Regions from separate parts of the Mus musculus genome. Here all the other regions are linked to region 2. Evidence: chromatin loops called from intact Hi-C (ENCODE). Cell type or tissue: heart. All regions are shown on one strand.

Evidence for each region. Hi-C counts contacts between places; a loop is a spot of excess contacts. Peaks named below come from ENCODE experiments on the same cell type or tissue, not always from the same donor. Only the 100,000 strongest peaks of a DNase experiment are listed, where the experiment ranks them.
Region 1: it touches region 2 in a loop (4-fold over the local background); 11 of 42 quality-filtered maps call a loop at or near these places.
Region 3: a loop joins it to region 2, with 5 times the contacts of the local background. A loop is called at or near these places in 4 of 42 quality-filtered maps.

Annotation. Positions count from the first base shown.
Region 1 is chr3:54,688,247-54,690,746 of GRCm38, forward strand. No RefSeq gene overlaps it. Among named protein-coding and RNA genes, the nearest start is that of Supt20, 5.6 kb to the right of the region's middle. In heart, a CTCF peak has its summit at 1,058 (motif pointing left); no DNase peak of the experiment used is centred here.
Region 2 is chr3:53,862,788-53,865,287 of GRCm38, forward strand. Ufm1 (ubiquitin-fold modifier 1) reads right to left here and starts at 1,020. Exons shown (of 6, transcript NM_026435.5): 1 at 962-1,020; 2 at 827-883. The coding sequence starts at 963. In heart, no CTCF peak of the experiment used is centred here; DNase peaks (open chromatin) are centred at 1,014 and 1,314; H3K4me3 peaks cover 1,708 bases; H3K27ac peaks cover 1,500 bases.
Region 3 is chr3:54,313,065-54,315,564 of GRCm38, forward strand. The region is part of intron 8 of Trpc4 (transient receptor potential cation channel, subfamily C, member 4); the gene reads left to right. Among named protein-coding and RNA genes, the nearest start is that of Gm31095, 47 kb to the right of the region's middle. In heart, a CTCF peak has its summit at 1,196 (motif pointing left); no DNase peak of the experiment used is centred here.

The DNA of each region.
Region 1 (2,500 bases), 830 kb after region 2:
AGAAACTAGCAAAAGACATTGGAAATCACTGATAATTCATTAACTATCCCAGTAGCTGTTTTTTTTTATGTTTAAACAAAGTATTTACCTAACAAATTGTGATGTTAGATCATTTGTCAGTGATTAATTATACCAAAGGAGGTAGTGCTGTTTAATTCCAGTACTTAGGAGGCTGAAACTGCAGACTCATTAAGTCTGGGCTAGCCTGAACTACAAAGAGACCCTGTCACAAAAATTACTTTTAAAAAGGGCATGGATATAGCTCAGTGATAGATCTGCTTATATGAAGTAGGTCCTGGGTTCAATCAATTTTTCAGTACTGGAAATCAAACAACAAAATATCATATAAGATTTTTTTTCTTTGAGCTTTGAGATAGGATCTCTCATGTTGTACAGACTGGCCTAAAACTTGCTGCATAGCCAAGACTACCTTGAACTCCTGATCCTCCTACCTCCAACTCCTAAGTGCTGGGATTATAAGTGTATGCCACTAGGCCCTGACCAAACCCCACAATTTATAAAAGTGCTTCTGGAGCCAACTAAGACAGGACACACATCTGCAGCCCCAGATATTCTGGAGGTTGGGGAAAGATGATCAGAAGTTCAAGGCCAGTGTGGTACAGGCCTACAGTCAAAATAACTGGGAGGCTGAAACAGGAAGAGCAGAACTTCACAGCCCACCCACCCATCCATCCATGTATCCATGCATCCATGCATCCATCCATCCATCCATGCATCCATCCATCCATGCATCCATCCATGCATCCATCCATCCATGCATCCATCCATCCATCCATCCATCCATCCATTTTCTATCTATCTATCTATCTATCTACCTACCTACCTACCTACCTACCTATCTATCATCAATCTATCTATCTATCGAGGTTTATTCTATAAATTCTGTTACTCTAGAGAAGGACCCTGACAAATACAGGGAACTATCAGAAAACAATATTGTGTCAACCCTTCCTTCACAAGCCAAAAGTTAAATCTGTTATCACAACCAGTGCAATACTTATTTTTAAGTGAAGTCCTGACCTCTAGTGGCTACATAGAATAACCAGTCTACTAAATAATTTTAATGTCACGATGAGAAAATGACACTGCAACTTTCCTAATGAGAAACAATCAGTAAAATAAAATAAATGTGAAACTAATTGAACTTTTATTTTTAAAAAATCAACTTTGAGGCCAGGTGTAATGGCAAATTCCTGAAATGACAGCAGCTTGGGAGTTGGAGGCAGGAGGATCAAGAGTTCAAAGGCATCTACAGCTCTGTAGCAAGCCTGGGAGATCCTTCTGGAAAGTAACAGTAAAAACATCATTGACAAAATAAGGGTTAGTAAGTAGAAGGTCAGTGTGTGAAAATAGGGGCACAGACGGACCAAACCACACAGGGCCTTAAGTAACAGGTTCCCAGACCTTATTAGAAACCCAGACCTTAGGCCGGTCAGTGGTGGCGCACACCTTTAATCCTAGCACTTGGGAGGCAGAGGCAAGAGGATTTCTAAGTTCAAGGCCAGCCTGGTCTACAGAGTGAGTTCCAGGACAGCCAGGGCTATACAGAGAAACCCTGTCTCGAAAAACAAACAAACAAACAAGAAATCCTGATCTTAGCATAACTGACTCCATTATGTAATGCTCACATGGCTAAAAACCTGAACAAAGACCTAATCAACCACAGTCCATAGTTCTGGAAAAGTTTCTAAATGTACTTACCTTGCTTTTTGGCTTCTGCTTCTAGCTAACTGTTCATGTTAACAAGTGTGTCAACCCAGAATATGGTTTTTGTGCTTAAAAATCTGCCCTGAGAAAGGTTGGGGCTACACTGGGATCCCAAACACCCAGGATAGTGGCTTGTCCTGCTCATAAAGACTTTCTGTTGGCTTAAACCTGTGTCTTGAGTCTTCTCTGGTGGATATGCCATAACAATATCAAAGATGAGTTTATCTTGTGAACACCAGGGGCTGAGCAAAAATATTTAATATTCAAATATTTAACTAAATTTCTAGTACCCAGGTAATCTTGTATCCTCCCTGTTAATTACCACCTTTGTGGTCAGCTCACCCGGTATCCACACAAGGCCTGAACCAGCTTCATCAAGGTTCTGGACAGGGTCCCAAGGGAGACCAGGGATGAAAGAGAATGAAGAGATAACAAAAAAAGGAAAGAGTCAAAAGCTGGGCTCAGGAGGGATGCAAGGGCTGATGACCCAGGCCGTTACGCTTATTAACTGCAGACCTCTTTAAGTGGGGAGACAAAACAAGTCAAATAGAGAGCATCAGGCAGTAGAATTACAGGGAGTTCAGACTACCTCAAGCTCAACCTTAGCAAGGCACATTCTAGGAGGGCAAACCAAGTGCTTTACATCTCAGTGTCTAGAACATCTGACCACATACTTACGGACTGGAAGCCACGTGCCAGTTTCTGGACTATCTCAGGCCCTGGTGACAGTCCATAGGCCTTGGCTGGCAGGACCCTGCCTACGAGAGGGGGA
Region 2 (2,500 bases):
AGGGAGGCAAAAGTGACAGAAAACTTTTAACTTTTATTGTTGAAGGCACACTGCGGTACATCATCCAGAGGAAGAGAATACAGCCATCTGAAGACAACCGTTTAGAATGAGCCCTTACGGGAGAGACGAGGGATACGTAGACCATTTTAGACATGGAAAGATAAGGGAACCACAGGCCACGAGGCTGAATGGATCACGGGTGGGAAACTTCAGAAAACGATGACAGCTGCTCTCAGCTCAGTTAGCTGGGCCTTGGTGCCACCAAACCCGTCATGAATGAAATCTATGGAAACCCTGGTCTGTCGCAGGTTAGCATAGGTCTTCCAGCTGCAGGAACTCAAAAGGGGTCAACTTAAAAATCATACTAAGATGGAGCTGGGTAACCTGTGTTAGCCATCAACTGAACTGCTGAAGCACAAGGAAGGGCCCAACAAGGACACAAGGTCCTACACCCCCATTTCCCAATCCCGCTAAGCACTTTTTATAAAGATCCAAGTGTGTGTGACTGGGAGTTCAGCACCTAGGCACCCAGTCGTTGTGTTTATACACAACAAAGCAAAAAAACTGAAGTTAAGAGTGTTCGGGTCGGACCTGTCAAAAGTCCAGACTTGGGAAGTCCTCCCTAACTTCCGGTAACAGCTGGTCCAGGTAAAGACCTTTAAATCAAGTAAACGGGTTCCATCCTCGTCCAACCTTCTTCCCGTTGCACCTGCCCACCCAGAGCGTTGCGAGGGGCCACTGGCTTTCAGCAGAAATGCCGCACCCTTCCTCCTGTCCCCCTCTGTCCCGCCAGGCCCGGCCAGCTCCAGCCCTGCCTGTCACTCACACTTTGTACGGCAGCCGCGGGTCCGACGTCAACGTGATTTTAAAGGACACCTTCGACCTGCCGGAGAGAACGAGAAGGCGTTACGGTCGGGACCGGCCACGGGGTTAAGGCCGGGACACAGGGACGGATACTTACATGGTGGAACCGCCTGACACACACCGCGCCCAGCCGCCCGCCGCGCTTCCTTGATGGCCGGCAGCGGGGGCCTTCGCGGCCCACGTCGCCCTCCAGCGCGGCTATCCACACAGCGCCTGAAAATTGTGTCGGAGCTCACAGGCTACAGAAGGCCGATAGCCCACAGTTAGACATTTCATTCTGAGTGTGTCTGTATCAAGTTGAAGTGTAAATGGTAGAGAGAGGATATGTTTCTACTTTTGGTAGTTCACTGACACATTTTTAGTCAGGCAATATAAGGGATGTCAAACAGAGCGGCCGCTAGGTCCCCACTGGCTGGTTACGGCGGAAGTAGGGACTGAGTCGAAGCCGGACGTGGCGGCGGAACTGGGGCCGGGACTCAAGGTCCGGGCGGATGAGGAAGCGTTGCGGAGTTGCTAAGCAACCTAGCAGCCGGCACAGATAGATACTAGAGAAGCTGGACTCAGTTGCTTTAACTAACAACGTTCTTTGATCTTTCTAGCATTTCTGATAATACGATTTCCATCCGTATTAACCTTATAGTTTTCTTCACATACTTCACACTTCACTACAGACTTTTTAATAATTTCAAAAGAAAGTTATCACGATAGAATTATGCTGAGATTCCTGTTAGGGCCCAGAAGAAAAAATTGTATCCTAGCACTAGCAGGTTTTGGAGGGAAAAAAAAATCATTACTATATCCCGTTGTTCTTGATGTGTCCAAATAGACTTTAACTCTAATGCAAGGTTGCCAATCAGGTACATTTGTTCAGCTGACCAATGAACCTTGTGTACAGCAGGCACTAAACTAAAGGCTGAGCTCACTGTGTACACCAGACATAACCAAAGGCTGTGATCCCAAGCAATCAGGCATAAGTCCTTTAGCATCTGTCAGTCGGTTGGATTTCTATCGTGAGAGGGGAAAGCTGTCTTTCATCTTTATCACAATGTAAACGCCAAGATAAGCATTCCATCTCACAATAACTATACCTTTAAAAAATATATACTGCAGTAAGTTGATGAAGCCAGAAATAGGCACTGAACCAAGAGGAGACCCAGTCAAACTTTAGAATGACAGGTGGATTCTTCATGAGAAATCCTGATAGATTAGAAGCTCCCTTAAGAACATTGGAACTACATCTCATCTTTCCTGTAATGTTTTCTATAATGGTCTATAATGTTTTCTCCCAAAGGTGAGAATTCTGGTGCTGACTGTAAGTAGCACTCCAATATTCTCCTGCTGTATGCCATGTAGTGAATCCAAGAGACATATACTGACTTGTAGATATGGATATCAAGGCCTGTATCTTCTAACAGCTAAAACTACATAGTTAATGTGTATGACTAAAGTCTTGTCTCTGAAGACAAAATTACCTGTCTACCCGTGCCATCTATTGAAATAACACAAAGTTAGAATACAAATTTTGGTTTGTTTCTAAGAATACACATATATTTTAAATAAAATTTGTATCTGCTCAAGTATGGAACTATGTGACACAACGCTGAAAAGGACACCATAAGTCTTGGATGGAAAGTCG
Region 3 (2,500 bases), 450 kb after region 2:
AGATTGGTCAATTGATGAAGTTTGAGGATTCAGGGGTATTTTTAATTCGTGTCAATCACTAATTAATAAGTGAAGAAAGATGAATAATGCCAGTGACAGATGCTATGAATCATATCTCTTATTTAATGTCCTAAATTACCCAAAGAGTTTATTTTCACTGCACAACTTTAATGTCCCTCTGGGATATAATCAGTTTTATCCACATCTAATCTTAACTCCATGTTCTTAATATTGTAATACCACTGCCCACTTCAAATGCAGACAATAGGAACAGATTCATAAAACTAGAGGCTAAAACACGGGTCTGTGCTGAGTCACTAGGAAAGGGTATAGATGGGCTGAGGAGTGCACCCTTCATGCACATCACTAGGTGAGTGTGTTGGTTCAGATTCACCCTTTCTTTAAGAAAGTGGTTATCTCACCTCTAGCAATTATGCTGACATTAAACAGCTGATATAATATCCCGAGGCTAAAGGGTATTGTGTAATTCCCAAGGAGATGGAGATGATAATTAGTTTACACAAAGTAAACCTTAAACCTCACCCACGGAATATAACCCCTCAGTTAGCTAAGTGAGCTTTTCCTATGCCTTTCCTTTTCTCTGACAAGCTTTTTATACTTGTTAAAATTTTCCCCAAGCCAATATATTATGTTTCACTTTAAACTACGTACTTTATTCTCTTGCATATTTGAATTAAAAATGTTGACTATGGATTTTAGGGACGGTTCTAGAACTTGAAAAAAAAAACTCTGTACATTTTAATGTTTAAATGCACCATGATATCTTTGTTTATCACTCATAACTCTGAGTCTATCAACCCTAATCTTAGTTTAATGCTCAATAAAGCTCAACTATGACCTCAGGCTTTTTTTGACATTATCTTACTGAATTTAAAAAGATTCTAAAACCAGCGAAGGTAGACCAACTGAATTGGTTCTATATTAAATAAAGGGTCTATATACTTAAAGTATCTTGGAAGTCATTTGTTGATGTTGAATACTTTTTAGTAAATGTTAAAGATACATACATACATACATACATACATACATATGACTCATTTTGTGCTTCTCTTTATTTTAAGCAATGTCACAGGGTCTGGAAGGCCACTGTCTTTTTCTAGAAATGCTTTTTCTCTTGGAATTTATCTTGGGTTTTGTTTCATCAGGAGGTAGACACCACCCCCATCTGGTGGCCCAGCCATAAAACTTCCATGCTACACTCTTCCAGATGGTCTAATTTTCTAGTTTTCTTGTTGGCAAATACCTTAATCATAGAGAGAACTCAGTTCGCATGTAGTGAACGCTGTCTTTTGGTAATTAGTGGCTTTAGGAATCAAAGCATTGCCTTCCTTTCTTCCTGTAAATCACTGCTTTTCTTGAAACACAGACACTGCTTAGGCTCAGTAGAATAGAATTTTGACTTTTAATATATATTTTTAAAATATCATTTTATATTTATGCACTGCTCTTTCTAAAATTCTATCTTATCAGCCTATGGTTAAATATTTACTAGGGAATAAGCTCAAAAGCCTCATTAGAAACTAAGAACTATTATTCCCTTAGCTTCTCAAAATACACCAAATTAATCCCTTTATAACAGAAATGTTTTACTTGGGTTGACTTTTTTCAGTGTTCTTTCTTAAGAATCAATGCCGCTGCTTATTAAAAGTGCATTATGTGGGGTCACCATAGATGGGTTTCTATTAATGCTTTTAGAATACTTATGAAAGGTGAAAATGTAAAATTTTAATCTCATTTGTTGTTTAACTCAGTTTTTAATGGACTTTGTTCACCATCAGCCATCTTCTCTCCATTCTGTACAAAGAAGCTGATATAGTGTGCAGACCCACCTAAAACATCCCAGTCTTCCAAGAGATAGCAGAGTTGGGAGCTTGGCGGGTGTGACGCAGTGGGAGGAGTCAGTCACACTCCGGCTTCCCTGGGTGCTGTCTCCAAAGCCACAAGGTGAAAGGTAGCTGAAAGCCACATTCGATACCTTGAAAATCATAAGTTTAACTAGTACTCTGGCTGATTTTATTAAATCTTATCTAATTAAAACAGAAAGTTCCTTCAGTGGATGTATGACTGAAACTGCTGCAAGTTCACCGTCCCCCAAGATTGCAGATTATGTATTGCTATTTACAGTGACTGATTTTCTATATTTTTCTGTGCTGATATTTATGGGAAAATACTAATTCCATTTGCTATTTCCTCCCCTGGTTATTTCCTGTCTCTGCCTTCAGTATTTCTAGGGATGCCGGGTGTGTATCCAGTACGGTCAGTTCATTCTCTCACAGCCCTGCAGCCTAACCAGGACCCCATTTCTAGCACTGTTAATTTATTCTGCTTTAAGAGTTCTATACGTTAAAGACTTGTGCCTTTTCACTTTAGTTCATTGACTCTTTGTGTGTGAAACCTCTCTGTGACTATGGCTCATTGCCCCCACTTTGGTGATAAAAGACAACAAGAACAGTCTTATCTGCAAAAGCGATAACTTTGA